Linked DNA regions of Mus musculus: regions 2 and 3 are each linked to region 1. A link is a loop called in an ENCODE intact Hi-C map of the cell type or tissue named here. Cell type or tissue: left cerebral cortex. All regions are shown on one strand. Links, peaks and the distances in the headings refer to the core of each region. The heading gives the core; the rest is flanking DNA.

Evidence for each region. Hi-C counts contacts between places; a loop is a spot of excess contacts. Peaks named below come from ENCODE experiments on the same cell type or tissue, not always from the same donor. Only the 100,000 strongest peaks of a DNase experiment are listed, where the experiment ranks them.
Region 2: it touches region 1 in a loop (5-fold over the local background); 6 of 42 quality-filtered maps call a loop at or near these places.
Region 3: a loop joins it to region 1, with 4 times the contacts of the local background. A loop is called at or near these places in 7 of 42 quality-filtered maps.

Annotation. Positions count from the first base shown.
Region 1 is chr10:52,687,662-52,693,438 of GRCm38, forward strand. It overlaps Slc35f1 (solute carrier family 35, member F1), which reads left to right and starts at 2,840. Exons shown (of 8, transcript NM_178675.4): 1 at 2,840-3,508. The coding sequence starts at 3,336. In left cerebral cortex, for the core only: a CTCF peak has its summit at 2,750 (motif pointing left); DNase peaks (open chromatin) are centred at 2,882, 3,496 and 3,660; H3K4me3 peaks cover 2,408 bases; H3K27ac peaks cover 1,594 bases.
Region 2 is chr10:52,415,259-52,420,058 of GRCm38, forward strand. It overlaps Nus1 (NUS1 dehydrodolichyl diphosphate synthase subunit), which reads left to right and starts at 2,289. Exons shown (of 5, transcript NM_030250.2): 1 at 2,289-2,910. The coding sequence starts at 2,484. In left cerebral cortex, for the core only: a CTCF peak has its summit at 2,144 (motif pointing right); DNase peaks (open chromatin) are centred at 2,197, 2,546, 3,191, 3,385 and 1 more place; H3K4me3 peaks cover 2,760 bases; H3K27ac peaks cover 1,676 bases.
Region 3 is chr10:52,420,360-52,425,159 of GRCm38, forward strand. All of the region lies in intron 1 of Nus1 (NUS1 dehydrodolichyl diphosphate synthase subunit), which reads left to right. Among named protein-coding and RNA genes, the nearest start is that of Nus1, 5.2 kb to the left of the region's middle. In left cerebral cortex, for the core only: a CTCF peak has its summit at 2,935 (motif pointing right); a DNase peak (open chromatin) is centred at 2,930.

The DNA.
Region 1 (5,777 bases), core at 965-4,964:
AAGACATAAGAAAAAAAGGTTATTAAGAAAATGACGGAAGGGAGATATATGGGCTATGTGATATTTGTAGCAACACAATTTAGGCAACTCCTCAGTAATTTGGTCTCAAGTTCTTTGGTGGCATGACTCTGATATTATTGTCATTGTAAAGCACAAGTTTACCCTATGCTAAACTCGTCAAAATGCCCAGTGGCTTTAAGGTTTGGATTTTAGGCCAAACTGCATATCCTTCCATGAGTTGAAAGACTTTAAAGTGATCAACACTATACAAAAGTGTAGGTGAGCTAATAGCCAACTTCTGCTTCCTTCAGGTATTCAACAGGGTCTTCAGAACTCTGCTCAGATGATGTACAGGAGGAAAAATTCCTGAATGGGCTATAGACTGGATATGCAGGAAGCCACCACTAAGTTAAATTTTATTCTCACCCCTACCCCAATTTGTTAAGAAGTTTTGGAGAATTGATTTGAGACAGAGAAAGCAGTGGTTGTGTATCAGGGAAGAAGGAAGACAAGTTTTCTGTATCTTTTCACTTTAATTCCATGTCAGACTTACTGCTATGGTATTTGTACCCTTGGCATCTGTTTTTACCTTTACATAGCACTTAGCTATTTAAGAGCTAAGTGTGGAACACAGAATCTAAGAGGTTCCACCCATCTATGATATGAGATAATCCAAGGTCTTTTCTCACCAGCAGGATTAGAATTTTATACCTTGAACTAGTTAGGGTTACTATTGCTATGATGAAACACCATGACCAAAAGCAGAGGAAAGAGTTTATTTGGCTTAGAATTCCACATTATTGTCTATCATGGAAGGAAGTCAAGGTAGGGGCTTAAACAGGGCAGGAGCCTGGAAGCAGGGGCTAACACAGAGGCCATGTAGGGGTCATGCTTACTGAGTTGATCTTCATGGCTTGCTCGGCTTGCTGTCTTGTAAATCGCAGGACCACCAGCCAACAGGTAACACACCCACAATGGGTCAGGCCCTCCCACATTAACCACTAATTAAGAAAATGCTCTACAGGCTTGTATGCCCAATGTTATGAGGGTATTTTCTTATTTGAAGGTCCTTCCCCTAGGGTAACTCACGTGTTGAGTTGACATAAACTCGCCAGTACCAGCCCATATCCTATTTCCTCATCCGTGTTTTCTCCCTTCTTGACTCACTGGATATTTAGAACATTTGGATTTTGCAGTTCTTCTGGAAAAATGATCATATATATATATATATACATATACATGCAGGCTCAGAAGTGCAGTCAAAGGATTGAGTAGCAATATGCCAAAAACACTCAAAAGGAATCTAGCCAAACATGAGGAGGAGGGCACTGAAGCAACCAGTCATTTAAGGGAGACACTTGAAATGACAATGAATGCTCTTTTAATAGAGATATTCTTACTGAGATTTGCTGCCAGGTCCAGCTGAAGTGAATTTTACTCATGTCTGCTATATTTGGTCATTTCCCAAGGGCAAACTCATTGCAATCTATTGGAATTTTAATATTCCCAAGGTTACAAGCCTTGTTCTTGTTTGTAGTAATTCTTTCACCTGTCCTGAAAATCTGGGGTGAATATTCTAGAATGAAAAGTCACTAAAGAAGGCATGGGGTGATGTTCTAATTATAAAATGGAAAGTGTTCCAAGCTGGGTAGAATTTTGTAGAAAGGGGCCCTGGGGACAGTTCAGGTAGAAACTGGGTTTGACAGATACTTAAATATAGACAGGAGAAGTTTTGTACATTTCTGTCTATCCAATTTTTTTAATGACAAGAACCCCTATTATGATACAAAGGACTGGCTTCTTTTTGTCCCACCCACTGCTCTTTTGTCCCTCTTTTCCCTGTTTTGAGAATACATCGTCTACTTTTGAATGTTATTTTTCTCTGAACATCCTAAACAGATGTTTTCATTTGCTAGTCTTTAGAGCATTTGGATTTAGTGGCAGTATCAATGTGCTTTCGTGTGAACAAATATACCTGTTAAACTTACTCAATAGGATCAATTCCCTATTCTGCAGTGAAGTGGGCAAAACTTAAATGCATATCATTCTTGTGGCAAGATCCTTGCCCAGGCAATCTAGATTAAGAGGCATCTGAAAAAATTTCCAGAGTCAATAACTATTTGAAATGCAGATCAATAGGTATAAGGAATGTCTGGGATAAGGTCCATTGGGCAGAAAGTGGGCTATGATTTCAGGAGCTAACAAAGTTATTTGTTTGACAGCTGGAGGACCTTGAGGGAGCCATCAGGCCCTCTTGATGGGTAATTTACTTCATTTAACTCTTACAATGCCATGGGCAACTCAGGAGTAGCCTTGTCCTAGAATTTAAAAAAAAAAAACTTTCTAGGATCTCTGTTATTTTCACTTTCCTTCCACAGTGCTCTGTTGCCTAAATGGAGTTGTTTTGGGATGACTTAGTTTGCTTTTCCCAATTCCCAGCATGCATTTTTAGTGAGAAACTGTTTTACTTCCTTTTTCCTCCAGGTCCATTCTAGATGAGCATAGTTGTGATATTTAGGGTGCTTAATTTGTAGCCTGGACCAACAAACTGTCTCTGGGTTGTGCCTCTGTCCCGGGCCCATGGTGCTGGATTCTGCAGAGCCTCCGCAGAAGCAAGAGGAATCCTCCCCAATTTCACAGGGAGGATGTATCCACTACTGCACTTAAAAGACAAAAGTACCCACCACCAATCACAGCATCCTAGACCAGGGGCCTCTTTGGATGCCAGGAGGAGGGTTGGGGACACCAAGGCACCTCCGGAGCGCCCTCTGGCGGGGAGCAGAGCGTTCATCCCACCCCCACCCCCCTCTGCCGGCGCGGCGCCCCCGCCCGGCGCTCCAGGTTCACTCTTGGTTTCTCACTCCGTGAGACACAGACGGCAGCTTTCTAAGCGAACCCGGCGCCAGCTGAAGCGGCGCCACCACAACTGCCACAGCCAGGACAAGCCCTAGGCACTGGGAGAGAAGACGAAACCCGGCAGCCCCGTTCCTCTCTCTGCACGGTCCTTGCAGTGGACCCGGCAGCTCCGGGTCCCCGCCGACCCCCTTTGCAGCCACTTGGCGGGGTGTGCCAGGACTTGGTTGCAGCTCCGGCGGGAGGTGGCAGCGGCCCGGAGAGAGGGTGTGCAGCCAGGACTGGGTAGCAACCCGAGAGCACTGGGCTGGGAGGAGGCGGCCGGAGCCCGCCGGTGTCTCCCGCTTCGTCGCTTCGCAAGCGGCACCGCCTCCCCGGGCCGGGGCCGCTTGGCCGGGTCCTCTGCTTGTTCCCGGGCCCGGAGCCCGCGCACTATGTGCGGGGCAGCGTTCTGATAGCCATCCACCTCCGCCTCCGCCGCGATGATTCCCCCCGAGCCTCCGCAGCCCCAACTGCAGCCACCACCTCCACCGGCCCCGCCGAACCATGTGGTGACCACCATCGAGAACCTGCCAGCTGAGGGCAGCGGCGGCGTGAGCCTGTCCGCCTCCTCCCGGGCTAGCATGCGCCAGAGGATCCGCAAAGTGCTGAACAGGTGAGCACAGGCTCCCAGTGGGGACACCAGGGACAGGCACTGCAGGCGCCTAGCCCGCGGACCCCTTTCTCCCCATCCGACGTGTCCCCGAGGTCCTTTGGCACTGGGTCCTAGCCAGGGGAGAGAGCCAGGGCTCGCTCTCTTTCCCTGCGCTCTCAGAGAGGCCGCGACAGCTTTGTCCTGACGCTGGGATCCCCCAGTGGTCGGGCTGCAGGCAGGTCCGGAGAGCGAGTTGGAGAAAGGCGGGGTTGTTCTACCTGCAGATGCCCTGTGTGTGTCCATGCTCACGCCTCGCATCCTCACGTTGTATCACTTCCCCTTTGCACTCTTATCCCAGCTTTGCGCTTTGGGGACACCCCCACCCCACCCCAACATGGCCCGGGCGGAGGCGGGAAGGCCCCGGGCTGCGGTGATGGCGTGGAAGTCGCCAACCTCACGCTGTCTTTCGCTCCGCCCTGGTGGCACTGATTCCCCTCCCCAGGGGCATAAGGTGAGGATACCCCCACCCCCAACCCCAGACAGAAGGGGAAACACTTCTGCCTGACATTTCACTCGCTGTGCAGACTCTTGATGGCTTTTGGAGTAAGAAAAAGAGGCTAGAGGCCTGGGCCAGACCTGAACAAAGTGCAAGATCTTGCTAGAAGGGTGTGTGAGAATCAGGTGCCTAGTTACTCTGCTTCACACTGCCCTGGTCTCTCTGCTGGAATCTACGTAGTGGGTTATTAAGGACAGACATGTTTTAGGACGAGGGTACTATTGACAAGAAAGTAGAATTTCCTGTAGTACCCTCATTCAGCTCTGATGTGAAAGGGAGTTTTGCTACTTAACTAACTTAAATGATTGACGAGCTGATAGACAAAATCCACACAGCCAGTTGTGAGAGTGTGTCGTTTTCAGGGTTTCTGTAGGGTAACCCTTCCGATCTTATTATTCATACAGGTTTCTGTGTGGTACCGTTTTCTGGTAACAGTGATTCCCTGATCACTCACTTGAAACTGTTTGGGTCATAAAGCTTTGCTGAGAGTACAAATATATGTAAAGAAATAACTTGAAAATATTTTTATTTGGTGGGAATGGTTGCATACAATTCAAAAATTCCTTGTTACGATCTAATGATCAACAATAACTTATTTATAGGCATTTCTACTACCAAACAAGAGTTCACTCTTCAGTGAGACATAAATTGGCAATAGAAAGTCCAGTTTTTACCTTATCATTTGTAGCTTTGGCTAACACACCCCCAAATATCGCATTTAAAAAGACGATTTTAAAATGATAAAAAGCAAAAGAAATAGGGAAGATAGTGTGTGTGTACTCTGTGAATACTTGCCATTTTAAAGTCGCAATATTTTAAACAGAATACAGTCTTAACTATTAAATTATTATTTTTCTCATCAAAGTAGAAAACACCAATGCTATCATTCACTTGTTATTTTTGAGGTCATTCTGCATATATAATGAATCCTATTGCCAGGAATGAATAACTGACAGAGGTAGGTTTGAAGGGACTTGGGCACTCCTTTGCCTCTACCTAGCCACAGGGCTTGCAGCAGAGACATTTATCTTCTCTGGTCTTAGGCTCTTCATCTGTGGAATGTGTTTAGTGACACCTGTCTGAACTCTCTATCATATCATGCTTTTAAGAATTAGATAAAACTGAAAAACTAAACTGTGGAAAACGGAAAGTTTTAAATATCTTTTATTCAGCCCAGTTTTTTGCTTTTTTGTTTTTTGTTTTTTTGTTTTTTTTTTGTCTAAGACAAGTTTAAGAGCCACATAGGTAAAGAAAGTGAACTCATGGCTTTCATGGGTAGCACATTGCATTTTACTGAGCCTTATGTGAGCCTTCTGTGGCTTGAGTGGCATTATTTTCTATGTACAGAAGAAAAACTGAGACTTAGGTCTGGTTAATGACATTTTTATCTCAAAAATATGGAATGTGAAGCAAATTCTTATTTGTCTCTCAAACTCTTCAAACATTTCAGAATCATTCTTTATATTATAATAACTTTCCTCATTCCTGAAGAGATAAGGGCACATTATTCTTTTGAAAAAGGGACTAAAAATTTTGAAAACACTTTAAAAATTGTGATGGAATAATTTTGTTTGCATAATAGATTTGGGTTTTGTGACAGTATTGTTTCAATAATATTGGTAGCAACTCCAGATCGACCAGGCTCCTTCCTATTGGTCAAGTGTGATTGGTGAGGGTTGGCAGTGTTTAGATATTGTTCAGCTTGTTAAACCATCGTAGAATGATGGCTATGAA
Region 2 (4,800 bases), core at 476-4,475, 270 kb before region 1:
CCACAGAAAGTGGCCTGTGCAGAACTTTATAATCTGGACTGCTTGCTAGGTGCTGAAGAACATCATTTCTACCGGAGTATTAGAATAAAGACCCAGTTGTTGAGGCTAGTACTTCAGTGTCCTAAGATGTTACATTCTAAACACATTTACAGTTATTTCTGAGAACTCTAGGGAAGCAGGAGAACTATGTCAGTCCAAAGTGACACAGAGAACTGTCCTGCATAAGACAATTCTGTCCCTAGTCTACTGAGAGCCACAAAAGCAGCATAGTGGTCCTCCACTGCTCTATCCCATTAGGAAGCTGAACATCCTTAGTATAAGAGAATCGCCTACCTGCTTCAGCTATTTTAGAAGGAAATCGGCTGCCTAGAGGTAAAGGATCCATGAGACTAATGGCTTTAATCTTGCCAGAGTAGGGAGCATGAGAGCAAAGAGCTAAGCACATCAAAGAAACATGATAGGGTGGCAGCTGGGATGGTCAGGTTTGGTGCCTCTGGGACAGTCAGCTAGGTCTCAGTGAGTGTCTAGCAGCTTCCCTAGGACATCATCTGGGCTGTAGAACATTAAGCTGCAGCCAGTGCAGAAGACTGCATTTTGCTGTTGTTCATGGTCTTCCCCCTCTTCCACTACTTTATCTACTCTCAGAAGAGCTATGGCTATCAGACCAAGAGGGAGAGAAGTGTGTAGGGCGTGCCTCAGCCTTAGCTGACACTTGTAAATGTCTCTTTTATTTCCTCAGAGGAAGGGATGAGATGAGAGCTGTACCCAGGTTATATGGATACATGGCTTGGAATGAACCCAGAGTGTTTCCTTCTCTGTTCTAAATATCCCTAGATCTATGCCTGGAACCTTCTAGCCTCCATACAATCTAATCTTCTGAGCTGACTGATTCAATCTGGCTTCTTACTGAATTGCTCTGACTGGCTTCATACTAACTTTGGCAATATGTTCTAATATGTTCTGACTCTCATTCTCTGACTCATTCTGTCTTCACTTGTATCTAGTTTGTTCCCTCTGTAACCTATCTCAGTAAAACTGTTTTTGTAAAACTGCCATACACATATACTACCCACCTCCCCACTCCACCTCTCTCTCTCTCTCTCTCTCTCTCTCTCTCTCTCTCTCTCTCCTCCCTCCCATAACTAGCATCTGTTTCCTGTCTGTTTTTCTGTGAGTTGGACGTATCCTATCTCTCACTCAATTTTTTTCCTGATTCATAACTTTGCCCTTCAATTAAACATCAATTTCAAACATGGATGCTTCCTTCAACAAACTAGCCTTATCTTCATTGTCAGGGATTACAGGTATGTGCTAAGGGAGTGTGTGTATTCCAGCCAGATCATACTGTAATCCAGTGTGGATCATGGCCAGATCATATCTTTGGCTACGGTTATTGAGAGGAGCCATGTTGCCCAATTAAAATTCCTCCACAGGCATTTCCTGCCAAAGGCAACAAAACTTGCAGATGGACATGAGACTCACGTTTTAAACTAAAGCAAAGCAATTCTTACAGAAATGAGACCAATTAAAACAGGTGACAATGGCCAAAACATTAAGGCCTGTAGACATTTCCTAATGGGAAAAGGGGCTATACAGTAAAAAATATGTCTGTATTACACAGATCCAACTGTATCTGGGCACTGATTCTCTTCTCAGAGTGGCCACATTGAATCAGTTTCGCTTTTCTGTATTTACCTTCTATTGTGTCATTGGTCTATGAAGGACAGGTGGCAGAGCTTGATTTGTTAGGGACCCTAACAGTGTCAGACCCTAACAGTCTGTTTCCAGGTCCTATGCTGTAGGACTTCATTCCCATTCTGGGACGTTCTATTCTCGTCGGAAGATTGGACAAAGAACTGTGATGAGACCTCTCCAAGAACACTTGAGCCTTTGGGGACAAGAACACTTCTGTTTGGGGACCGTGGTCGATTTCCAGCATCTACACTTGCTGATGCGGTGGTGGATTCTCTCTGTGTAACTTCCAGTTCATTTAGATTGCTTTTAACTCCTTGGGAATCGTTTCTGTCATGGCCGTGAGGGGGAGATAGGCAACAAATCTCAAGCTGCAGATCCTCCCCTCAGTCTGAGGAACAGCCCAATCATTCCATAGGAGAAAGGCTAGAGGCGTTGGCGCGTCGCCCTCCTCATCCCCAGGGGGCGCCAGCGGCCCGGAGCCAGCCTCATTCTCAAGCGCACGCTCTCTTTAGCAGTGCGGTGGCGGCTCCAGCCACGACTCCCGGTCGCGTCGGAGTTCCCCGGCAGCCAATCAGAACTCTCCATGTACTAACGGGGGCGGGGCTGCGGAGGGCGGAGGAAGATGGCGGCGGGGGCTAGGTGAGGTGTTGGCAGTGGCGAGGGGCTCGGGCGCGGGGGGTGGGGGGACGCGGAGCGATGGCCCGCGCCGGCCGCTGGGGCGGATAAGACCCTGTCGCGCCGCGGGTGTGGGCCGGAGGGAGGTGACGGTGCCCGAGCGCCACAGGAGTATGACGGGGCTGTACGAGCTGGTGTGGCGGGTGCTGCACGCGCTGCTCTGCCTGCACCTCACGCTCACCTCCTGGCTCCGCGTTCGCTTCGGCACCTGGAACTGGATCTGGCGGCGCTGCTGTCGCGCCGCCTCCGCCGCGGTCCTAGCGCCGCTCGGCTTCACGCTCCGCAAGCCCCGGGCCGTCGGCAGGAACCGGCGTCATCACCGGCACCCGCACGGGGGACCGGGACCGGGACCGGGACCGGCCGCCACCCATCCTCGGCTGCGCTGGCGCGCGGACGTCCGGTCCCTGCAGAAGCTGCCGGTGCACATGGGCCTGTTGGTCACGGAGGAAGTGCAGGAGCCCAGCTTCTCAGACATCGCCAGCCTCGTGGTGTGGTGTATGGCCGTGGGGATCTCCTACATTAGCGTCTACGACCACCAAGGTGAGGCCGGGTGGGAGGTGGGGTGACCGAGGCACTTCCGAGTCTGAGGACTACGTTTCTAGCTAGTTTGTTCCCGGTCGTCCTGCGAGGCCGCCGCCCTCTCCAGGCCCTGCGAGTTTCGGTAGCCCTTGGCCCTTACACTGTGCTGGTGCTTTCGAGGAAGGGAGATCAGTCTTATTGAACGTTGACGTTGACAAAGTCTTTAGATTTGGTTAGTGTTTGTAACATGTAAAAGATATTTAATGTAGTCCGTTAAGGGAGGTGGTTTTCTCTGGCTTTGTTTCACGAAAGAGGGAGCTGACGTTCAGAACATTAACTGATTTGCCCAAGGTCATAAAAGTAACGGGGAGTTAACCAGTCTGTGCGCTCTTCAAAGTGTCTCTTCAAGGGGGTTCAATGAACTCATCTTAAGGGCGACCAAGCAGTGGCGGCTTTATACGTGAGCTGCATTGTAGGATTTCCAAATGAGCTCTCTTGGAGTTAGGTGGCATTTGAATGGGGTTTCTGAAAAGTGTGTGAGAGTTTTGATAGGCCTGGAAAAAGGCCTGAAATCACGTGTTGCCATTTCACCTTAGAGGCCAGTACAGTACTAGATACACTTGTGTTCCTTCAAGTAATCAAGGCAGTGGATTTCACCACGGGTTTGTTAAGGACAGAACTCAACACTTACTGCATGACAAGCCTAAAGCGTTAGTTATAATGGCAAATATATTTCTTGGAATTTTGCCTTCGTCTCAGGCTGGAGGGGAGAAAGGGACACACTCACAGAGGTGATGGATGACATTTGGGGAGTGTTTCTACTAGAAAGGAGATTCTGAAAGGAGGAACTTGAGAGTTGGGGTAGAGGAGATGAAATGTTAGTAGGGGATTGAAGACCAGGAGCGAGATAAAGAGGAGGCTCTAAATGTCAGCCTTGCATTTCCGTCAAGTCTAAGTGCCTTGGTGTTTCCTTAAAGCTAGAGATGGGCTGAGTAGGGTGAGTCAGGAGGATTGGTATGCAGGAAAGAAAAATGACGGCTTTCTTCTCCGGTAAACTGCCTGCATGCTCCGGAGAAGCAATTTTGAGTTTTGCCTTTAAATCTTTGTCAGCTATGTATTTGAGTTTGGGGTTTGGTTGGGGTAATAGTAACCTCTGACTACTTTATTCTCTTTTACAGCTAGCAAGGAGGATGACTCCCCAGGAGTCTGTCATCTGAAGTGATAATTTGCCCTATAGGGTAAAGTGCAATATATTCAGAGACTGACAATACAGAGTTTCCCGAAGGACTCATGAAACCAGTAGAAGTCTAGGAGGCGACATGGCCCTTGCCTGACCCAGTGCAGTCAGTAGTGTGGGATATAATAAGACAATAAAAAAGGAAATCAAAGGCATTAAGTAACGTGGATTGACGTACATCCAGTAGGAAGGAAAGCTAGAGCTGAGTTGTTTGACAAGACTGCTTCCAAGCAGGAGTTCACAATACATCCACACTTCCTTGTTCCTGCAGTTCCTGTTACTCAATTTCTGGTGTGATTCAAGTCCTGTGTCATATGCTCTTTGAGGGAAAATTATTAGCAAGGAAAAGAAGCCAACTTAAGCCAAGTTTTGACCTAGAACTAAATGGGGATTTAAGGGGCATTTTTTTTTTTTAACTGAATAGACTTCAAGGATTCTGTGTGCTTCTGTAGAAGCACTTTGTTTTAAAGGCCATAATTTCATAGTTTGAATAAGAGATCTTTACATATCCTGGCTTTTGACTGGTTCTTTCTTTCAGCAAGCCCAAGTTGGGTGTATATGAAATAGCATAGCTTTCTAAGCATGAGAAAGCATGCAGGAGTCAATGAGAACAGAACATAACGAATACATCTAATATAAGTGTGCTGGACAATTTATAGTTTTAGACACACAAT
Region 3 (4,800 bases), core at 476-4,475, 270 kb before region 1:
GCTGTTGTCCCCCGGTGGCTCTAGGAAGAAGGGAAAGTGACCTTTGCATTGGAACTCCCAAAGGTACATAGGATTAGGAGCTCAAACACTCCCTTGTCCCTCCCTATATGTGAATTGGAAATGCCACCTCTTTGGTGGCTTTCCCATTAGATTTTCCTTAACGTGTTGAATTGGTCATTGGGAACAGTGAGTATAACAGGTAGGCTTCTGTAGCAGAATGTTGGAAAACAATGTAAGATGAATGCCCAGGCAGCTGTTTTGCTCATATGTTGTAGAAATCTATCCCAAAGTTCAGTGTTTTAAAATAATTACGTGTTGACTCAGTACAATTGGGCAATTTTCCTTGCAGTCACTTACATACATAGATTGCAGTCAGTCAATTGGCAGAGACATAAAGGTTGCCATGTGTCATCCATTTTATGCCTGATTCATAGTGGCTGGAGTGGAAGAGATGGTCACCTGTCTTCATAAGGCTACTATAGGCTTTTTTATATAATAGAGACTTCAAAATGATCCACTTGCCTTCAGATCAAAAGTTCTGAGAATCAGACCAAATCTGCAAGGCCTTAGGACCTAGTTTAAGCAAGCAGTCACACTGTCTGTCTGGAATGAAGGCAGTAGATTTTACTTCTCAGGGGGAAAATGGCTTATGCCTCAAGGTAGAGCTGAAGGGTGTTGATAGCAGCCACTGTGGAGACAAGCCTATGATTTAATTTCCCCCTAGCCTACATCTCATCAACCTCACATCTGTATTTAAATACCATTCATTCTGATTATGATGGGCTATAGGTTGCTTTTAATTCTTAGACTAAAATACCCATTGACATTTACTTTCATTTGTCTCTTCCTGTGAACCAATGACCAAGTTTGTTTGCTTTTGTCTTGGTAGGCTGGCCTCCAACTTAAGGTTCTCCTGCCTCAGCTTCTCTGCTGCTGGGATTACAGGCATGGGTCTGGTTTTTAGTTGTTTGTTTATTTATTTATTCTGAAGTGAGTTCTTCACCTGGAGTGTCTTATGTTTTGGTGGTCACTCTGGGGATTGAACTCTGGGCCTTTGGCACTGTAGCCCTGAGCGATTCAGTTAAGCCTATGTACTTCTTCATTATACTTGCCAACCGTTTTGATTATGCTAACTTCTGCTGTATTTATTCATTGAAAGTTAAAGTTTTCTTAGAAGATTGGTCAGGAAATTTTGAGCTCACGGTTCTTATAAGGAGAATTGACTATTTTATCTGTGTGTTTATGATTTAGAAAATGATTATGATAGGAATTGTGTTTAAAAAAAAGTGTTTCTTAAATGTATTTGATGATACAGCCTTGGGGCTCTTCTGCTTTTTTGTGTTCACTTGAAGTACACAGTGCTCCAAATAGTCGGGTTGGGTACCCCTTATTGCCCAGTTGGGTTGGTACTACGATTACAGTAGGTCTGTTTAGGGGAGTTTGAGAAAGAGTCCTTGAACGTTCATGGCACCACTGACTCATCACACTTACTGATCAGCTGAATTAAGGTATTCCAACCCAGGCTTTGCTATTTTTATCAAGCTACTTATGTGGTGCTTCTGCACTCTGGAGTTTGACCTGAACGTAGAACAAAAGGTACTGTGCCACTTGCCTTATGTAAGAATAATCATGAGTTGGAGATGGAGATGCAGTTTAGTGGATATGGTACCGAGACCCAGCATACGCATGTGCTCACACACATGCACAGGCACATGCACACACCTCATTTCAGCTTTTACATTCTTATTCACATATGAGGACAATTTGGGGGTAGCGTTACTTATTATAAATAGAAACGAGTCAGCAAGGTATTATTTTCTGTATTATGAGAGTTGTCCTTTCTGCCTTTATCTCTTTATTTGTAAATCTGTGCTGTGCAATAGATTTTGGGTAGTTATTTCTCACTAGCCCTAAAGAGACTGCCCAGTGCCACCTCAGCCTTCACAACCGATTTCTCCCCCAGCTCTGTATCTCTACATTTAGGCTATTTGTTTCCACCTCTTTCTGGAGTATTCACCTTCTGTTTTGGAAATGACTATCTCTGATCCTTGTGAGTACCTTCATCTCATGCTAGTGTCTCCTGCCCTTTGTGAGGCATCTTACCTTTGTCTTACTGTGTTTCTGGATCTCCTGAGAACCTTGGGCACCTCTAAAGATACGTGTGTTTTCTTCCTGTGTCTGCACTTGATGTGCATCCATCAGAAGCTCCGCAGATGTCCTCGCTGCTTCTCCTTTGGGCTTCTTCCAGGGTGTGCCTGGGGTTAAATGCCTGCTGTGGTTGGGCTGGACACATTCTTTGACAAGCAAAAGGAACTGAGTTGCAGCTCTTGTTTCCCAAGAGTGAACCTTAGAGTCCTCCAGGAAAGTAAATTAGTCTATTCTAGTTTGACCTGTGACATAGACACTAGCAGGAGATATAACTCTTAGTGTGATTATTCTCCTTGTGTTGAATTAGAGAGATGTTGGAGTTATTGAAAGCCCAAATACATCCAGGATTGTATTTGGTATACTGAACAGTGTACCTGGAGTGTTTCTATGTAGAAATTAGTGGAAGGGAACCTCTGTTCCCAAACCTCACCTTTGTATAGCTCACTCCTTCCTAGAACTTCAAATTTTATTTTACCATCTCCTTTTTCTGGCAAAGGATTCTTTACCAAAATCTTATCATGGTCTTAGACTGTGTAGCCAAGCCTGGCTCCTTGGTGGGCTCTTCAGGTTATTTCATCCCTGTCCTGCTTCATCTCTGAAAGGTTCTCTCCTGCTTTGCTCTTGTGATGTAAGGAATAATTCTGTTCTTAGTACTCTTCTGTCCAACTAGTACTAGATCTATGCATTAAGCCTTTTAAACAAAGATTTATTTCTAATTTGTGTGTGTGCTCCTTAAGTGCTGGTATTCTCAGAGGCTGGAAGTGGAGGCCACAAGAGGAGGCCAGAAGAGGGCAGTAGATACCCCGAAGGCAGCTAGCTGTATTGGTTATGGGAAGTGAACTTGAATCCCCTGCTAGAGCTGTCCATGATTTTAACCACTGAGCTTTCTCTTTAGCCCCGTATATTAAATTTTAATAGAAACCATTATTTTTTGTTAAATTCTTTAAAAAAAAGCCACTTAGTTCTTTGGTTCTGGTTCTGAGGTGTGTGTATCCCAGCACACTCATGGAGGTCAGAGAACAACTTGTAGGAATTGGCCCTCTTCCACCATGTGTGGCTCAGGACTCCAGGCTCAAAGACAAGAAGAGCCCATCTTGCCATCCTCTTTGCTCGTTCTCTCTGTGTGCTATGTGCTATGCAAAAAATGTAGTAAATCTAAAAGATTTCCAGCTCAAGAAAGAATCAGAAAGCCAAGAGACAAGCCTAAGGAAACAGGTTTAGAATTTGAACCGTTTTTTTTTTTTTTTTTTTTTTTAAAGCTTTTGTTCTTACAGCTTATGTTGATTTTCCTCATTTAGAGAACAGACAATAGTCCCTTTATGGACTGACATGTTGCATCATCTTCAGGCCATGGTATCATGGTACTGACTTCCAGGTGATAGAAACTTTTCAAAAAGGGCATTTTAAGGCAGATTATGTTCCTTCTCTTATCTCATTGATGTAAACATTGCCCCAGCTCTAGGATACCTGTTTACTCACCACAGTTCAACCTTATAGAGTTTTTGCTGATCCGTGTGTCAGAGAAGCAGAGTTGGGAAGACAGTCTTGTTTCAGATCATGCAGCTTTAGCTGGCGGTGCTGCTGGGGGGTGCAGTGAGGGGTGGGGAGGGGAGGGCTGTGCCTGCCTCATTTGTGAAGCTCTGTGCTTGTTTCTGGTTGTTGATGAAACAGACAGACACCTAAACTAAAATGAGCTGGAGCTGAGAAAGCCTGAGTGCCTTCTTCATTTACATACTTCTGTGTTTGAGCTACTTAAAGCCATCACACAAAGCCACCAGCACACACTTGTTTCTTTGCTGTAGTATGTTAACATTCTAGCATAATTGTTGATCTGTGAGATAAAATGAGGCTCTCCATTAAAATTAAATAAAATAGTTCAGTGGCTTAGAAGGATTTATGGTTACGATTGTGGTAGTCATGTAAAATTTTAATATAGTTTTCATTTAAAATAACTGTAGTATTAAGTATATGTTTTCTTCTCCAGAGATTCCCCTCCAGTAGTGTAATGGTTGTGTGTAACAGAGGTTAAGTGAAGGTAACCAACAGGTAATTTACTTAGGTCTCGAGGCATTGTATATAAGGAAATACTGCTTTAATTGTATAGTTTAGAGGAGCTTAATAACTAGGAAACTGTTTCAGTTTATTTTTCTTTTCTTTGTCCTATAAATCCTTCTTGCTAGCTGTTTCTTAAAAGGTCTGCTTCTATAAAAGGAACACTTGTAAAAATTGTAATATCAAAAGGTATGTTAAATGTGTATTTTAAAAGTCATTTTATTAGATTGATTATACATTTCACATGAATTTTGAAGAACCTTTAAGAAGTACAGGCAAGATTTGTTGAAAGAAACTTGTTGTTTCTTGGTTTTCTTAATTTGGAAAGGTCATGTTGTGTCTTACTGCCTGGCTAGTATGCCCTTGCTTGGCCATGAGGGAGGGCTGAATGGTGAGACCTCTATTCCATCCCAGAATGTGATTTACCTTCCAGAGCAGATACTTCTTCCTCTCTGTGCAGCCCTGGCTGTCTGAGAGCTAACTTTGTAGACCAGGCTTGCCTCAAACAGAGGTCTGCCTGCCTCTGCCTCCTGAGTTAGTACTGAGTTTAATCCTGGGATTAAGAGCATGCACCACCGCTTTCCCCAACATTGTTTTAGT